Regions from separate parts of the Homo sapiens genome. Here all the other regions are linked to region 1. A link is an interaction called in ENCODE POLR2A ChIA-PET data of the cell type or tissue named here. Cell type or tissue: GM12878. All regions are shown on one strand. Each heading gives the region's core, and the rest is flanking DNA. Links, peaks and the distances in the headings are about the cores only.

Region 1 (6,398 bases), core at 830-5,829:
CCCTTTTATATAAACACGTATCCTATTGGTTCTGTCCCTCTGGAGAACCCTGACTAATGGTAAGTATTTGTTGTTGCCAAACCAGAACCCTGGATGCCATCTCAATTCTCCACTTTGGTCAAGTATATTAAAAATATCTGAAGAATTATGTAATCTTTGCTCCTGCGTGTGCAGTTTGGACACAGGATACCTAAGTTCCTGGAAGGGTAAATTTTTTTTCAGTCTGTTAGGAACAAATCTAACCTTTCTGCCATTGACTTAGTTTCTCTGCCTTAGACATGGGCTCCAGCTTCTGGTGAGGAGGCTTTCCCTATTGCCAAACCAAAATGTCAACAATCAAAACAGATGGGAAATAAGGAGACCTTCCTGGGAAGTGGCTGTTGTTTAGCCAAGAAATATTGAAGCTTTTAGAGTAGTGTCTTTGAAAGTCAGAGCAGATTCAAGGCAGTGAATGCCTTCATCTGGCAAGACTGGAAGAATGGATCTGCCCAGGCAGACACAGTGACTGTTGTAGTGGTTACTCACACAGTTGTGGCAGGTCACGGCTGTCTGACTCTTCCTCCCGCTTCATCTCTTCCCATTCTCAAACCTGTGATGGAGGATTTTGTTTTGTTTTGAAAAAATACTACATCAGTGTTAATGCTCTCAGAGCACTAAATATCAGCAAGAAATGGATTTCTCCATTTTACAGACACTCTATTTTGAAAAATATTGAAGATCTAGTCTTACCTTCAAGAGACCAGTAAAGAGCCAGAATGGCCCCCTAAGATGAAATTACAATGATCACCTTGACTACCCAAGGCCTCCTTAGAAGGCCAAGGAACAGAAAGAGAGGGAGAGAGGAAGACCCCAGGAGAAGTGCAGTCCAAGGAGTCCTGCAAAGCAGACTGTGTGGACTGAAAGGCAACTTGCCCTATTTTGCACCGGACTCATCTGCAAAACGGGATGATGGTATCTTCCCCATAGGGCTTCTGTGAGTATTAAATGAGTTAATACATACAAAGTGCTTATGACAAGGCCTGGCACATAACAAACTGTCAATAAATGCCAGCTATTATCCTCCTCTCCTACTCCTCTTCCTCCTCTTCTACATCTTCCTCCTTCTCTTTGTCTTCACTCAAAGAACTTTCCTGGTCTGTCCTTAGGAATTCCATCTTTGTTCTGGTAATCAATGGAGCCTGTACACCCTTTCACATATTACAAGATATATTGATGGTGTTTTCACAGTAACTATTTTAGAGATATTTGCAAAATTATACTTGACCCTGAAAATAGCTTTGATTGGCAATGATGCCATCTCAGACATTCCCCTGTGCCAAATACTGCCACTGAGCAGAGAGCACAACATGGATCACGGTCAATTTGGTGACTCAAACGACAATTTAGGTTCTTACTATCATTCATCCCACAAATATTTATTGAATGCCTACCATGTTCCAAGCCATAGCAGGAACACCAGGATGAATCAGACAATGATTTTGTCTTAAAAGAAATTTTCATCCAAGGGCAAAGAAAAATCAGGTAGATATTTTAAAAATATAGACAGAAAGTGATATGGGGCACAAGAAAAACACACCTAGAAAGCTGTGCACCTCAGGTGACAAGAGAGAATGGTTTCTGCTGAGAACTCAAAAATAGAGACTGCAGTTCATACAAATGCAGATCACCGATGCCACCATCAGTAGTGAATTTTCTCAAGACAGTTACCTCGAACCCAGGTATTTGGTCTTTGTCTAGGGGTTTTCATTCACCAGAACTGTCATGCAGGCCAAGTTTGCCATGCTTTCTGCCTTTATATCAGCAGCTCCTCTCCCCCGCCCCCACCACAACCTTCACACACATTGCAGCAAGGCATCCAGTCCTGGATCGCAACTCATGCTCCTTAACATTCCTACCTCAGTCAAAATGTCCCATCATAGAGCCATTGTTCTACAGGGACCCCAGGTGGAAGTGGGCCAGTCTTCAAAGGAGAGATCACCAACAACATGTGCATAATATATTTGACATATGGGACCTCTGAAGTTATGTGGGTATTCATTCAGCCTATGTTTAAAGCTGTAGCCCAAAGCATTATAGACACTGAGTCAATGGTGATAACAAATCCAATAGGTTTTCACTAGCTCGATCACAACAAAACCTCAATAACTGGCTGGCAACTGCAAAGGTTAATGTGGCTACAGTTTAGTCATCCCATTGTAATCTCTGTGAACGGCACAGGCTGAAATTGTGCTGAATGCAGTTTGCTCACCAAAACTGGGAGGCCCTGCCTGAGAAAGCCATGGAGTTTGACAGCTGAACTTGGGCAAAAGAATAAATATTTTTAGATAAAACATATCACAAAGGAATAATGGTATTTGTTTCATGTTTTAAGCATGCCAATTGCAAAGATACATGCATGTGGCTTTGTAGATGTCTTTCTGAGTTGCATTTGTATCTTTGTCAATACAATATCATCTTACCTTGATACACCACTACATGTCTTGGCTATATGACATCAGTGTCTTGCACAATGGTATTGTGGAAAGGTCAATACTGTGCCAACCCACCTACAGCCTCTTCTGAGGGTACCCATCCTGCCCACACTTTCTGCTGAAGGGACAGGCCCAGGAAGCCATACTCAGTACCCAGTGCCCCACTTCCTCTATCCATAGATGATTGGCCCTGGCAGGGCACCTGAGCCAATGGCAGACAACCCATATGCTGAAGAGAGAGGTGCAGACTACTTTGAAAGATGGACTGGACCAATCAGATTCTCTCCTAGGGCCCTGAACTTGAAACAAACAAATAACCATCAGTTAGTACAGGGAGCAGAAGAAGACATGGCATTTGTTGCTTAAACATAGAAATCAAACATCCATGAACTCCTACTGTGGAAGACCTGGGAGCTTCCTTGAATCTAGAAGCATCTTCGAGTTCTGGATTCCTTAAGGCCAGGGTCTGATATGGCTCCTGCTCTTGGATTTACCATTTAAAAATAATGTAATGTAATGCAATATGTGAAATCCCTTTGTCTTGAGTTGGCTTGAATAGATTTCTGTTTCTTGCAACAAAAAATAAAAGCCAGATTAAAATCAGTGGGATATTAACACCTGGTCCCAACTGATCTCCTGGGCCATAAGGCCATCTGGAGAAATCACAAGAAGCAAGACAAACTGGCAATGTCTTAGCCATTACTGGGAAGGCAATAGAAACCAAAAAAAGAAAAAAGGGAACTGAAAACCTTTAAAGACGATTTGGAAAGTTTGTGTGCATGCACCTCCCTGTTGAGTGTGCAGTGACTTGTAGAGCCAGCACCGTGAACAGAGAAGATGGCCTGAGTTGTCGCTCATGAACGAAACCTAGCATTTGAATGCTCACACTTAAAATAGGCTATGAATGACTGCCGGTTATGAGACATGCTAGATGCACAGGAATCACAAGTGATCGAAGCCAATTCACAAGAAAAATCAGGATGATATTATTTGAAGCAGCCTCAAAAGCAGGTGCTAGGTTTAGGGTGTGTCTACATGGCCCTGGTTTTTATTTCCACTCAGCTTTGGAAACTAAATGACACTGCTGTCTATTTAAAACTGTGTCTTATATATGTTCATACAGAGTGTGTCTAAATAAAACATAATTTACAAACATCTCCACAATGGTAGCATTTCATGGCCAAAGATATTGCATGGCTTGGAGTTAAATACAATTTGGCCTCCATCTGTTCCAGTTGATTTAGAAATTGAATTATCATCACATTTGATCCCAGAAGACATCTTACAAGTTTAAAAACTCAAATTTGTAAATAGGAGGTTTCATGACTTAAATGGAATTTCCTGTGCCTCTGTTATGTAAATTACATCTTCTTGCTATAGGGAAGCAGTATGCTGAAGTGGGTAAGATATGGATGTTGGAGATAGTTGGGCTTGAGTTCAAATCCAGGCTCTGTGATTTATTAGTCATGTGGCCTTGAGAAAGTTACCCCTGCAGTTTCTTTATTTTTAAAGCTAGGATGATGATGATAATAGCACATACATTTCAGGATGTTGTAAAGATTAAATGGGTTAATAAACATACATGCTTAGAACAGTGCCTGGCTCATAGAAATACTCTACAAACGCTTGCCACTGTTATTGGTAATTCTTTCACTGAACGCACAGTCATTAAGCCAGTTCTTACTGAGTCCGTATGAGTACTGTGCTGGGTGTGCCCTTTTGTAATCCTGTTGAAAAAGCACAGCTCACAAGGAGAATAGGAATTCTCATTCTAAATTTATGGTTGCAGAAATGAAGCTTAGAAAGGAAGTTAACTAACTCTTTACAGCCTGCCTGGTTACTAAATCTCAGGGCTAGGATTAATAAATTCATTCATTTGCGCGTTCAACAATTTTTTTTTTTTCAAGACAGAGTCTCACTCTTGTCACCCAGACTGGAGTGCAGTGGCATGATCTTGGCTCACTGCAACCTCCACCTCCCGGGTTCAAGGAATTCTCCTGCCTCAGCCTCCTGAGTAGCTGGGATTACAGGCATGTGCCCGGCTAATTTTTGTATTTTTAGTAGAGACGTGGTTTCACCATGTTTGCCAGGCTGGTCTCAAATGCCTGACCTCAGGTGATCCGCCCACCTCGGCCTCCCAAAGTGCCGGGATTACAGGCGTGAGCCACTGCGCATGGATCAACATGTTGTTATTGAGCACTAGCTACTTATTATTCTAGGTGCTGGAATACAGAGAGGAACCAAACAGATAAAAATCCTTGCCTGCACGGAGCTTACCTTCAGCTAAGGGAGACAGTCAAAAACAAGGTAAGTCAGTATTATGCATAGGAGATTGTAAGGTGGAGTGCGCTAACAAGAAAACTAAGCTGGAAGGGGAGTGAGAATGTGTATGTGTGCATGTTGAGGGAGGTGGAGTTGACAATGCAATTGTTGCTAGAACAGATAACTAGGGAAGGTCTCACTCAGAAGAGGACATTTGAGGAAAGGCATGAGAGGAGTGGAAGCAAGCCATGGGAGTATCTGGGGGAAAGGTTTCAGGCAGCAGAAAGAGCACATGCAAAGGCCCTGAGGCAGGAGTGTGCCTTGCATATTCCAGGGACAGTAAAAAGCCAGTGTGCTGAGGCAGAAAAAGCAGAGAAAACAATGGGAGATGAGATTAAAGAGGTAAGGGATTGGCTGACATTGGTACTTACTGAAGAAAACCCCTCCCTATGTTCCTGTTAACTGGGGTTCTTCCACAAAGTCAACACATCTAAAGAAGCCACTGATGAAACAGGCTCCCCCTTGGAAAGACCATCTCACCTTCCAACCTCTCCATCCTGCAGAGAGGAAAACCCAAGTTTGGCGTTGGCAGTCAGGTAATTCATCAGATCTGGAAACCACCTCATCAGCATCCCCCTGGCCAACTGGAAGCAACCGTGACGTTGTGCTGAATACACTTGCAGAGTCGTGCTGTGGTCTCTCCGAGCTCATCACGGCACCTCCCTATGCAGGAGTTTCAATTCAAGGTCATTTTTGGTTCCTTTCAGTAGCAGACTCAGAACCAGACCTATTCAAGTGTCAGAACAGGGCAGACATATTAATAGCTAGACCCCAGTGGGAGTTCTATTTTCCATTTCCTCCTCCCCCATATTTATTTGTTTCTTCCTCTCCTCTGTGTGGTAAAGGTGATCTTGCATGATATTTTCAGATGAGGCTTAAAAAGGTGGAGTGGAGGATGGGAAGATGACACCCTGAATTGGAGCTCACTCTTTCTCAATCCCTCAGGCTGGAGTTGGGCTCCCTGGGTTCAAATCCCCATTCTATCACTTAGAAGCTGTGTGACCTCAGTCAGGATACTCAGCCTCTCTGAGCCTCAGTTTAAAATTTTGAATTGAGGCCAGGTACATTGGTTCATGCCTGTAATCCCAGCACTTTGGGAGGCCAAAGTGGGCAGATCACTTAAGGTCAGGAGTTCAGGATCAGCCTGACCAACATGGTGAAACCCCTTCTCTACTAAAAATACAAAAATTAGCTGGGTGTGGTGGCGCATACCTGTAGTCTCAGCTACTTGAGAGGCTGAGGTAGGAGAATCACTTGAACACAGTAGGCCGAGGTTGCAGTGAGCTGAGATTGCACCACTGCACTCCAGCCTGCGTGACAGAGCAGGATTCCATCTCAAAAATAAAATAAAATAAAGTAAAAATATAAAATTTTTAATTGGGGATGATGATGACATCTTCCTCAAAGACTTATCATGAGAATTCAATGTGGTCATTTAATTCTGTTTCAGGATTTAGCCAAATTTGGGTGCTATTTCCCTTTTGTGGAGGGACTTTTCATCACAATGAGAAGGACGTCTTAGGACTCCAGGACTTTGAGAGGTGGGTGTCCAAAACATGTGGTTGTCTCTGCATTTCCACTCAAAGCAGAATCCAGGTATTTTCC
Region 2 (6,398 bases), core at 729-5,728, 550 kb after region 1:
TTCTAGGTAGCCTAGAACAAAAGCAAGTCAACTCTGTCCACAATTAATAGATGACATCTAATATTGACTTAATATTACTTTGGACTTGGTGAACAAATGGGTCATAAAACAGCCTCTCTAAAGCTACATGCTAGTTACCAAGCAGGGGAGATTTGACTAAACATTACAACCTGGGGGAAAAAAAGGCACTCATTCTGGCCCTTTTCTTAGAACTCTTACATGTGAATATGTATATTCGTCTCAAGATGAAAAGAGAATACGTATTTCACTAACACTTAATTTCATAAATTTAACTTCACAAGAGTTTTCTAGGCATTAAAACCTGGAAGGTACCTATCTTTTGTTTTTGTTTTTTAAGTTTTACTCAAGTATCTGAACACCCAACACCAAAGGAAATGTCATATAAGACAGAAGAGAAACAATTAAATTGCTCACACTAAGCCTATTATGAATTCATGGGGGTAGTGAGGGAGAGTAAGGGGAACACATAAGAAAAAGCAACACTGTATATAATCCAATATTCAAGTAAATGGCAGGTATCCTTCGATGTTAATCCCCCTCTCTGTCTTCTGACTATGCTTGCATTTCAGTCTGTCAGTCTCTGGCTCTAGTTGAGTTTGTCCTTTGTTCTTTCACTTTCTGACTGTCCTTTTCTATGATTCCATCCTCCTGTTTTCCTCTCCTTCACTTTGCCTCTGGTTTCCACACAGGCATGTGGGAAAACCTCATTCAGTTAAAAGGCACAAATGGGAGCCTTCAAGCATCCAAGTGCTTGTGAAAGTACTTTGAGTGTCCACATTGTCACAGATATTTCATATATTGTATGTGGATGAACACACGGACATAGTGAAACTAAGTGCTTTCTGCATTGTGCAACATACCTAAAAAGAAATAAGCAAACTGAGAAAAACTACTACTAGAGTAAAATGATATAGAAACACTTTATAGTGAATATTACTGTTAAGTATCTCTTATTTTGTCCAGCTGTTGCCACAAAGGATATATAATCAGTTGTGAAGCTATTAATATGGCAATTCTTTAACATCGAAATGAATACACAAAACCACAAGCCTCCCCTTATGTTAATTTTTACCTATTGTTAAGGACTGTTTGAATGAGCAGCATTAAATAGATAGTAATTTCCATAAGCTTCCAATTTTGTCACCAGATGATATAAGAGTGAAATACAGTCCACATTCATATTACTCTGAAGTAAAATTGGCCCTCCATAACCGTGGGTTCCAAACCCATGGGTTCAACCTACCATGGATCAAAAATACTTGGGGGAAAAAATATTCTACAAAGTTCCAAAAAAACAAAACTTTAATTTGCCATGTGCAGAGTACTATGTTCAATCCTGCATAAATGAAGTGATGTGTAAGCGTTGTGTTGGGCATTATAAGGAATCTAGAAATGATTTAAAGTATATGGGAGGATGTGTGTAGGTTACATGCAAATATAGTCATACACTATTAGGCAATTTCCTCACTGTAGGAACTTCATAGCATGTACTTACACAAACCTAGCTTACAAACCCGTACAGTATTTACTGTACTTTATACTGTAGATAATTGTAACACAAAGTATTTACGTATCTGAACAAAGAAAGAGGTATAGTAAAAACACAGTCTTACGATCTTATATGAGACCACTGTCATATATACATTCCATCATTTTTTGTTTATTTTTTGAGACATGGTCTTGCTCTGTTGCCCAGGCTGGAGTGCGGTGGTGCAATCATGGCTCACTGCAGCTTCAACCACGCCAGCTCAAGTGATCCTCCTGCCTCAGCTTCCCAAAGTGCTGGGATTACAGGAGTGAGCCACTGTGCCCAGCTGTGCATTCTGTCACTGACTGAAAAGTTGTTATGCAGCACATGACTGTACTATGCTATTTTATATAAGGGATGTGCACATCTGTGAATTTTGGTATCCGTGGGGGCGTCCTGGAACCAATCCCCCACAGGTATACCCAGGGACAACTGTAACTATCTTCTAGAAATTTGCCTCAAAATATGTGTATGTGAGCAGAATTTCTTTCCTGACTACATCTTGTTAGAGGTAAATATCTTAGCTGATATTACAAATCCACTTTTGGTGTGACAGCCATAACTGCATTTTGACAATTCTTAGAAATGGCCAAAATTACGAGTAACTACTAAATTCCACGTTAAATTACGCAAATTACCTACAATGACTGTCAGGTAAGATATATATTTCTACAAGTCTTTTAAAAATAGAGGAATAAGTGTTCTCTCATTTCCTCTTAAAGGGTACTTACTTGTGAAATGTAGAAATGAGATCAATGAGCATATACATAAAGCTAAGGCACGCAAATGAAGACAAAGGATGCCTTTAAGCTCACTGATCTTTAAAGCAGCACACTAGTATAGCTAAAACATTCAGCCCATTTTACCTGAGATAAAACAAAGTAACTGACTTACTATTACTGTTGCTTTGCAACTTCAGTTTACTTCTTTCTTTGGCACTCCTGCTGAGAACTCCATTGGGTTTCAAATCTTCTTCTATTTCACCTTTTCTCTTTTGCAAATCATTTTGCTTCTTTTTGTAAGTTGGCTTAGGTTGTCTTTTAGTCCTTTGCTCTGACTTGCTTTCACTTTCATCTGAGTCTCCACTTTCAGAGCCAGATTCATAAGTTCTTTTGGCTTTTCTCCTGTTGACTTTATCATCTTTTACATATTTATCAACTATGATCTTACTATCTACACTATTTTGTATATCACTAGATGTAGAGGCTATTAAGTTGACAGAACATGGCTTAATAATTTCTGATACAGAATTCCCTGAATTTTCCATTTTATTAGTATTTTTATCTTCTTCTGAGTGTCTGGTGAGCCAGGCCTTTTTCAGTTTAGTATGGTAGTTTGGTTGACTTGTCTGGGAAGCTTGCCCATTTCCTACAGAGTTTGCTTTGTTAATTGTACTACAGATTACAGTGCTATCCAGAGGAAGGGAGGCTGAAAGTGTCTGATTTTTTATAGCATTAGGTTCAGTCTCACTGGCATTACTACTTTTATACTGAGCTGCAGCCAATGCTGCCTTGTGCTTTTTTAAATGGATAAAATCAGTTGTGCCTGAGAACCCAGAACTGGGTTGAACAACACTTCCTGTCTTACTACTGGCTAATGTAACTGGTGCTGTGGTGCTGACCTTGCATTCTTGTTTTTGAGCCACTGGCTGACTGACACTTTTTGAAGATACACATTCTGATGATGTAGAGGCCAAAATGGTATTTGATAAAGAGGAAATTACTTCTGAACCACCCCAGCTGGAAACACTGGTAGTATCGGCAGCAGATGTGATTACATCCGTTTTGGTATTACACATCGTATTTACAGCAGACATGACTGAACTGGGAACACTGCCCTGTGAGACAGCCTGAAAGTTTTTTTCAGATTTTGTGTGAACACTGTCTGAATTCACATTTGGCAAAATGATTCTTCCAGTTTCTCCGGCTTCTGCTAGTTTGAGGCAATCTGTTTTATGTGCCCCAGCTGAAGATCTTTCACTAACACGATCTTTAGAAGCTAACTGCATTGCTGGCATACTATCAGTTTTTGTACTAGAAGATGGACGCACAATGACAGATGCCATAGCAGCCTGTAACTTTCCGCTGCTTTTCTCCACATGCCATTCAGTTTTCTCTTTGCTGAGGTTATTATTAGGTCTCCACATCTCCGTCAAACTCTGTTCTGAAGAACTCTTAAAATTTGCCTGGGAGTCTTTTGGTTCGGGTATTAGAGTTGGAGGCTTCTGTGATTCTTGAACTTTACCACCAGCATTTACTGGCATCACCGGAGTTAAAGTTGGAGGGGAAAGACTACTATAGCTGCCTTCCTTTCTTTCCAGGCTGTGATGGATTGGTGGGTGAAATACTGGTGCTCTATGTAATGCAGGCATACTGCGGAGTGTATTTGTAGAAGAAACTGTCAAATGGGTAGGACTCCTACAATCATTTCTGAAGGTTGTTACTGAGTGAGATGCAATCTGATGTGGAAGATGTTCTGGTATCTTGCCTACTAAACCTTCACTTTCTGGTTGGTGTTTAATCAAAGGTGGAGGCTTTGAAAGAGATGTTATAAATGAAGTCAGAGTTTGAGGATTAGCTGCTGCCGCTGCAAGGGCATTACTCTGTTTATCACCGTAAATATTTGAAACTTCTTTGGATGGGTATGATCTTGGTGGTTCATTGACCACACTATTAGACAATGTAGTGAAATAGTTACTTTGGGGTAAACTCTGAGGCACTGAGTGCTTCATTTTATAAAGATCTGATACTGAGCGTTCTACATCCATATCTTGTTTGATGATATGGCTTTTAGGACTGGAAGATGATGATGCCACTCTGGAATAATTCTCTCTCTCACCCTCAAGTCCCTTGATTTTAGTTGTAAAGGGAGCAACATCAATACTTTCTTGAAGAATTCGACGGTGTTCCTCTTTGTATTTGTTTAACCTCTCTCCAGTCTCCTGGGGTGGCCTCTGTAACTGATTTAATACTGGATCCACAAAATGCCTATGTAAGTGACAATCTTTTCCAGTCTGTGACCTATTTAGATCCAGGTCATTTTTGGCTGATGTGGATGCAACAGACCGTAATGGTTCCATAAAAGCTTTTCTTTCTAATTCTCTGTAAAGAAAATACACAAATATTTCTGTAACCACTTTTTCCTGCAAAATACAAAGACAGCTTCTATGCAATATCATTCTATTATGAAAGTAAAAGACATCTTTGCATGTACTCTAATACTATAATAAATTTGAAGAAATATCAAAACAGAACAAAGCCTAATCTTAAGATATGTGTTAACTTAAAATTAACTATTTAAAAGGCAAATTAAGAAAAATTATGAACAAGGTATTTATAATTTTTAAGCACTGGTGAACTTACTCCTTATGATGATCTACTAAAGTTTTTGTCAATGGTGGACTGGAATGGGCTGTAATTTTAAGAGGCCGATGAGGCTCTGCACTGGAAGGTCTGACAGGAATGTGACTAAGTAATCCAATACCATCTGCTGAGGTCACAGGGGTGGGCTGATGTAGCCAAGGACTGGGAGAATTCTATTAACAAAACAAAACAAAAAAAACACCTAGATTTCAGTTACTAGAAAAAGCTAAACACCGTGTCACAGTAGAACTGGGTATGATCTTGGTGGTTTATTAGTTCATTCAAATAGCAGTTTCTTTGGGAAACTTGTAACTTTTTCTAAATACATCTTATGAGAAATATTCAGACAAATAATAACATAATTAAACAGATTTTTCCATATCATAATCAGTATTAAATAATTTATTGTCATCTTACTAAAAACAGATCTTGAAATCAGTGCCTTAAATTTACTATAAATGCCATATACAGAACCTAGTTTATATGATTTCCTGATTCTAACAGCAAAAGTATATTGCTAACAGTAAAAACAGAATATTATTCCTAAAACACATTTCATCAGAAATAGAAATTATAACCAAATTCATTTGTCAATTTTTGTCATCAAAAAATTTAACTTTTCCAATGTAACAATTTACTGACAATTGGCAGATAATTACATTTCAAAACCCAAATGCACTCCCCATTTCACTCTAAGCTATAAACAAGGTTGCACCATTAAGCTTGGAGGTGTAGAAGTCTAATAAAGTTAATTTTATACATCAATATGCTGCCTGTCTCATGACTGAATATAAGGTGACAGCAACCTCTTCATCGAGACATACAGCTATCTGACTACATGCTTAAGGATTTTTCTATATTCTGACTCACTGACATCCTTCCAGAACATGTTTTATGAATTTGTTAATAGGATGATAGTCAAATAGCAGGAAAATACAACCTCCTTTGTATTTTCTCTAACAAAGGGAATACGTTTTACTTCTCAAAATAATGCAAAAGCAGTATGTCACACCAAAAATATACTGCTATGAAATTAAAAACATACACTATAGCCATAAACCCCACATAAGAGAAAAATACATAAATATACACATAAGGATCAAATATGTGTCTCAAACGGCCTCAGTTCTATAAGATCCAGAAATCTTAAACAGCAATCAATTATGGCAATGACAACAAAGTTTTGCTCTATAAAATGCCATTCAAAATTATTTCTCAATAATAGTGTCTTATGCTTGTATTGTTTCTTCACTTTTGGTCAATAGTAGGGGGTAAGATATTTTTATTTTTCCTCAAAATGTTATTCAAATTTACTCCTTTATGTTGTAATTTTATATAACAAATAAAAATCTGATACACTTGTTTTTAGTTTAACACATTTATGACCAGTTAATAAAATATTTTATGTACTTATAAACACAGAGGCTAGACAGTCATGGTCTAAGTCCATATACATGTGACACATACTGAGTATTGCTCCCTTCCAA
Region 3 (6,398 bases), core at 498-5,497, 260 kb after region 1:
TCCAAATTACCCAGCCATAAGGGGCTAAGTTTAGTTAGACTTTCAGTAACTCTGCTGAGGATGGAAGGAGAGAAGACAAAGATGGCAAAGAGACAAGACTCAAGGAGAGAAAAACCAATGGCCCATTAAAAAAACCTACCCAACTATTCCTCTAAAACTTCAGTTTCTGTGCACAAGGCTAAAGGAGTTTGGATTTCTCCTTTCCTCTCTGAGTCACCAGCGACACTGTCCCATTTCTTATTAGAAAAATAAGCTGAAGTCAAGACATTTCCTAAGGAGAAGGAGAAGACTAGATACAAAGATGTTGAAGAGGCAGTGGCTGACTGATGAAATTTAGTCCAGAGTAACTCAGAAGGAACTCAGCTCTGAAGCCTCAACACTGTGGAAAGACTTGGGAATAAAGTAGTATGATTGATAGCCAAGAGCTTCTGAATCTCCAAACATGAGCTTGTGCAAAAAAAACAACTGTTCTCAAAACTGTGTAAACTGCTGGGGAATTAAAACAAACAAAAACAAAAACAAACCAAAAAAAACAACTTCCGGGCTAATATTTCTAAGACATTTGTAGTTTACACAACTGGCAGAAAACTTGCAATGGTTCAGAAGGGATAAAATTGGGTTTGTCTCTTCAAGGAGGCAAGAGCTTCCCCACAAGGGGCAGACAGTTTCTCCCAAATGCGAATGGTACCTCCTAGGAATCCAGGCTGAAAGGGAGGGTAAAGATGGCAATCCAAACAGGTGTGTGTGTTTCACTCTGGGAATGGAAACTAAGTAGTTCAGAGTGCTCCCAGGAGATATAATTCATAAAGTTCTTCTCAGACCAGTGTCTCACATGGCCCACATTGAAGGGCTGTAAATGCTGTTAGGAAAGAGAGGAGCCATCTGATCATCCACCTAGACTAGAAAAACATAATCTTTTTTTCATATAATTTTAACTTTTCTTTTAGATTCAGAGGGTACATGTGCAGGTTTGTAACCTGGGTCGATTGCATGATGCTGAGGCTTGAAGTATGATTGATCCTGTCACCCAGGTAGTGAGCACAGTACCCAGCAGGTAGGATTTCAACCCTTGTCCCACTCCCTCCCCCACCTATAGTAGTCCCCCGTGTCTGTTGTTGCCATCTTTATGTTCATAAAGAGCCTGGGGAGAGTAGTACCAGAGAGGTCCTCATTAGCCTGTGGACCCATATTTTGGAAGAAGCTCTGCTGCAGAGACTCCTCTCCCTCTATCTTTTCCTCTACTGGTGGCCTTCGCAGCAGGATGAAGCTGCCGGTGACCAAGGCCAGTCCGGTTCACTCCAGTCTCTGAAGCTTCTTCCTGAGGCCTTCTCCATTGGCATGAGCAGTGACTGGATACATGGCAACCAGAAATCAGTGAGGATATCTCTGGAGGTGCCCAGTTCCTCCCACTGTTCTGCTCTGGGTGCTGCCAGAACCAGCTACAAACTATTAGAAAGCTACAAGAAGCAAGGAACCACGTAGGTAGCCAGGATATCTCCCCTTCTCACAGCTACCTCCCTCCATGTTCGTTTCGGTGTGGAGCCCAGGGCCTTTGGAGGGCTGGCTATTGTGCTGGGACTCCTTTCCCTGCTTCCTTCACTCACTCTACAGAACTAGAAAACAAACAAAGCAAAAATGCTTGCAACCCCAGGGGAGATGAGAGGACTGTCCTAACTCCCTCAAGCTTTTCTGTGCAGATCCTAAGAGGCCCAGGATGCGGCCAGAGTCCTAGCCTGAGGACACTAACAAAGTTTGGTTCCTAAACTGTTGGCGCCTTTTTGAGATAAAAGTGGATGCTATTCAGAAATGGGGGAGGGGGGCGGTTCCCAATGACTGAGAAATCAGTGTGGGCTTTTATTGGTTATTGCTGAATATTTATGTCCCATTTATCACTGATCGTTGGCTATGAAAAAGCTAGATAAAGACATTGGGCCACCTGAGTGCCTGGGGCTTTCGATCACTAACAAGCCAGCCTATCAGAAGGCCCCATTTCTGAGGATCTGCCAGAGACAAAGGTTCTTTGTTAACTGGAATGCCCCAGAGCGAGGAGTTGGAGCTGTGTTGCTCTAAACAGAAGGAAGAGGGAGCGGAAAGACGAAAAGAAAACCTTTTGCTTTCCCAGCAGAAACCTAGGATTGAAAGCAGGGACTTTTGAAGGGAAAGGGCTCTTGGGGAATGATGAAGATCAGGGTAGGTGAAATCATCTTTCATGGATTTCCTACTCAGACTGATGATACAGCTCTGACCTGGCTGCAGGCCCGGGAAGGCTCCCTGATAAAGATGCAGAGCTGAGGTGAATTTCCAAGTCTCCCACTTTAATGTACCTTTGCTGCTGCCTTCCCCCAGATCTGGAGAGGCTAAAGAACTTTATTTTTCTTTTTTGGAGGGGGGCTGAGTACAGGAAGTTGAGAAGCTTGGAGGAAGATATGTTCAAAATAAACTGAGAACTCTGATGATTATTTTTAGTCTGGAAAGAGAAGAACAATTCTTTTATAGAACAAGCATTCACTTAAATAGGTTTCCCCTATCTGGGGGATCCCCAGAAATGCAAATCATCCACTTGTGACACTTAACGGTTCTTGCCCGGGATTTTGTTTTTTTCTTTTCTTGGCTGGATGAGCCATCTGGAATAAAAATGGGACAATCAAGTCCAGACCAGATCATTAGAAATGGACAATGGAATTAGGAACCACAGCCCGAGACCAGGAGGGTAAGAACTCTGTAAGATAGATTCAACTTTATCCCTTTCTCACAGTTATCATTTTTATTAGCCCATTGCTAATAAACATGAACAGGAAACATCCTGTTAATAATTTGCAGTAGGACGAAATGAAAGTTTGGAGCTTGTTTCCATGGGGCCATCAATGAAGTGAGCTGCTGTGGATGCTGCCGCCCAGCTGCCTCGGACCAGATGGAGGGAAGAACCCAGATGGAAAGCTAAGGCAGTGTTTAAAAAGGAAAGGGGCCTGAGAGAGCTGAGTTTGGAGGACCCCCCCAGGAAGGTGGAAAAACCAGGGAGCAAGCTTGGCTGAGACAGCCTTGGACCTTCCCAGGAAATCATCCTAGGCTCCCCATCAAAGGCAGCACAGTGGGCCCAGGTGTCCTGTCTTACTTATGCACTCCAATCATCACCTCAGGATGAAATCAGATCAGCATTTTAAAATTCCATTCTTTTTTTCAAAAACTATAACACTATACTTAGTTTTTAAATCCACATCATATAATTAATATTCGCAGCCCTCTGCCCCACTTTAACCCAATCCTCCTGCCCCAGAGGCAACCACCCTCACCTCATGCAGCTCTTGCCTCCCTAGGCATTTCTATGTTTGTAGGTGTGCTTACAATGCCATTTCTTGATGTATTAATTTTAAGCATTATTTATTGGTTCCCTGCCAAAGAAGATAGGAACTTTGCTCTTTCATACACACACACCCAACTTTCCTTCCCCCATCACCCCAAAAGAGTAATATTATATGGTTACATTAATAGTCGACATTCACAATAGAAGCATGCAAATATTATGCACCACTGATATGAGTAGCGCATAATATTTGCATGCTCCTATTGTGAATCTTGCTCAATGTTTGCTTTCCCCTGCACCCTTCATACCCCTCAGATGACTGAGAACTTTTCTAAGTTCCTGTAGAAGAGATGTCCAGGTTAGTCTGTTCAGTCCCTCATAAACACCACTGTCCACCCCCAGCACTCTGCCTTTATTTGCGTTGTTCTCCTACTTCTCTCTTCCTTCCCTCCAAATCCCAACACCTTATGTAACATTTCCTCCAAGAAGCCCCACTTGTTTCATTGCTCTTCTTTGCTCCTAAATGTCTGTATAATTCACAATCTTGAATACATAATTAATCCATTCATTATATTCTTTCTTATAGAGTGTGGCGTTATTTGTTCGTGCTATTCTTGCCTCTCCAACTGTAAGCTCACTGAAAGCAGGTATTTTCTGCCTTGCACATTCTCTGTATTTGTCACCCTCAAAAAAGTTCCATCACAGTGTAGCCCTCAATATATTTTCTGAGGCTACTGCTTTGGAGATCATTATAGCTCCCAGGTATAAGCCCTGGACAAATTCATCCTAGCAATCAGTTTTCTCTTAAACCCTTCTCCCTAAACAGAAACAGTCGAGATCATTACCCAGTGGGGAATTACAACCAAGCTAAAAATCCTCAGTCATCTTTGACAGGTGTTCTACCTTACCTACCCCATATCTGATCAGCTGCCACATTAGTGCCATGGTGTCTCCTCTCTGCCTTCTCATTGTGTTTCTACTGCCTCTTCCTCTTCCTCTTACTCTCCCACTCCTCTTCATGACTTCCATTGTCTATAGCCCAGACTGTTTTAATTACTTCTTGAATTACCTCCCCTTTCTTATCTCACCTTCTAAACCCGTCTACTAGATAAATTTTTCTACAGCATAGTTTGTTTTCATTCTGTGAAATCTTCAGTGATTCTTCATTGTTCTCCTACCTTACATTCCAGGTTCTTCTGGCATTTGAAAGTTTCCATTCAGTCTTAGTGCCTATTACCCTCAACTCATCCTCTACATTACCTCCAACTAGAGGCCTCATTATTTTCCAAACATACCTCCATGCTTTGTGGCCTTAATGCCTTTGCATGTGCAGTTCACCACCTGGAATTCTACTCTTCATCATTCCTACTGTCACTTCCACCATGAAGCCTTCCCTCCTCAGCTCAGCTAGGTCCTCCTCTAATCTGAATTTCTATAACCTTTCATTCCGTCTTTCTTGAGGAGCTTGTTACATTTCACTGCTTATTATCATTATTTGTGGGTCTGTCTTATCTCCCTGCCTAGTGTGAAAGATCGTGGATGGCCAAGACTCAGTAATTTCATATTCCATTCTCCACAAACATGGCAAATCACACAGATTAGGAGAGGCAGAAGTTGAATAAATGTTTATTAAGCAAGTGAATGAATGAAAACAAAACTGTGCGTTTGTCTCTTGAATATACCAGATCCTTCAAAAGACCATTCTGATACTCTTTGCTCTCTCTCTAGTAGGTGGCAGGGATAAGTTTCAATGCCCAGCTTCTAATAAAGTAGGAGAAGGGTGTAGCTAAGTTAAGCCTAGATGCTAGGCTTGCCAAAAAATGGTGTTCTAGAGTTAAATGGAGTGCCTCCTACTCTTATGCATGGGGAGGTTGCACTATTTCCCAATCCAAAGACCCTTTAGGGTATGGGTTTCAATTCGAAGAGATGGTAATTCTCTTCGAACACCAACCCAGCTTGCCTCAACCTCACAACTCAGCTCTAACTGCAAAACAGTGCCCTCCCCATCTGTAAGTGGAAAAGGAAGTCTCTGTCTATTTTTACAGAGATGAGGGGGAGGCCGAAGGAAGAATTTCATTTAATTTCTATTTCTTCTCTTGGCCTCTAACTTTCTGGCCAGGGGTTTCTATTTCAAAAACTCTGTATTATGTAAACACAGAAGGGCCCTTCTCAAAAACAGAAGCAACTTCTACTAATTTCCAGTCTCCTTTCTGGCACTCTCAGGAGTCCTGCTAAGCATCTTGATCCCAGGCAAATTTTTCCTTGGCTACAAAACACTTGTGATGGCCAACCCTGGGTCAACAGCTTCATTTGGCTCTGTGTCCCCAAGATTTTTGCAGTACTCTTCAGTTGAAAGCTTTCCTAAGAAAGAGGATGTTGTCCATGACTTCTCTGTTAGGCCAGCTCACACAGAGCCAAACATGTTTCCATTGAACAAAGCCTACCACAGCCAAGAATAACTCTTTAAAATGCCCTTTCTAACCCATTCCACAATTACACAAATAATTCAGGCAAAAGTGAATTGTGAACTACACATTCCATATCTTGATGCTGTGTAGACTACGTAGCCTGAACTCATTCTAAACAGGTAGACTACCTGCCTCCCCTATTAAGGAGATACAGCAGAAGGTAGACAAACACACAGGTGCAAGCTCCAATGGGGACTGTGTCATTTTTTAAATGGTCCAACAAAAACATGCCATTGAGATTGCTACCAAAGCTGGACAGCCTTCATAGCTCTGTATCAAAGAGGGCTGGGCCCATGCCCTGGAGATCTGAGATCTAAGATTAGCGAGCTCACCTTGATGCAGTGATGAATCAGATGAAATTATAAGAAAACAAGAATTATTTTTATTTTCCCTGCCTTTGTGCCACATACTAGTACCCTCAGGGAGAGAATTTCTGGAACCGGGATGCTAATAATGTAGATGAAGTGCATAGACGGTTTGGAACTATTCTGGATTCCTAGTCTTCTAGTCTACCAAGGATGGTAGCAGATGGCACAGGACCCAATCTGTTTCCAAACGTTACATTTGTGAGTAGAAACAGGCACTTTGGCCAGATTCCAGTTGGTACATTCAACAAAGAATAACATAAG

Evidence for each region. ChIA-PET counts read pairs that join two places held together with the same protein. Peaks named below come from ENCODE experiments on the same cell type or tissue, not always from the same donor. Only the 100,000 strongest peaks of a DNase experiment are listed, where the experiment ranks them.
Region 2: POLR2A ChIA-PET joins it to region 1 with 8 read pairs; 1 of 35 experiments calls an interaction of 5 or more read pairs at or near these places.
Region 3: POLR2A ChIA-PET joins it to region 1 with 5 read pairs; 1 of 35 experiments calls an interaction of 5 or more read pairs at or near these places.

What each region holds. Positions count from the first base shown.
Region 1 is chr10:62,650,153-62,656,550 of GRCh38, forward strand. It overlaps LOC124902436 (talanin), which reads left to right. Exons shown (of 6, transcript XM_047426120.1): 2 at 4,691-4,778; 3 at 5,215-5,329; 4 at 6,244-6,334. LOC105378327 (a long non-coding RNA gene) reads right to left here and starts at 5,433. Exons shown (of 3, transcript XR_946002.3): 1 at 5,274-5,433. RefSeq lists enhancers at 2,459-2,508, 3,059-3,308, 4,927-6,126, 5,187-5,356, 5,204-5,433 and 2 more and a silencer at 2,709-2,758. In GM12878, for the core only: no CTCF peak of the experiment used is centred there; DNase peaks (open chromatin) are centred at 3,289 and 5,459; H3K4me3 peaks cover 1,606 bases; H3K27ac peaks cover 3,365 bases.
Region 2 is chr10:63,204,152-63,210,549 of GRCh38, forward strand. It overlaps JMJD1C (jumonji domain containing 1C), which reads right to left. Exons shown (of 26, transcript NM_032776.3): 9 at 4,912-5,084; 10 at 2,444-4,650. Among named protein-coding and RNA genes, the nearest start is that of NRBF2, 74 kb to the left of the region's middle. RefSeq lists a silencer at 2,224-2,424. In GM12878, for the core only: no CTCF peak of the experiment used is centred there; a DNase peak (open chromatin) is centred at 3,281; H3K4me3 peaks cover 1,196 bases; H3K27ac peaks cover 2,763 bases.
Region 3 is chr10:62,909,744-62,916,141 of GRCh38, forward strand. All of the region lies in intron 3 of LOC107984012 (a long non-coding RNA gene), which reads right to left. Among named protein-coding and RNA genes, the nearest start is that of EGR2, 97 kb to the left of the region's middle. In GM12878, for the core only: no CTCF peak of the experiment used is centred there; no DNase peak of the experiment used is centred there; H3K4me3 peaks cover 478 bases; H3K27ac peaks cover 942 bases.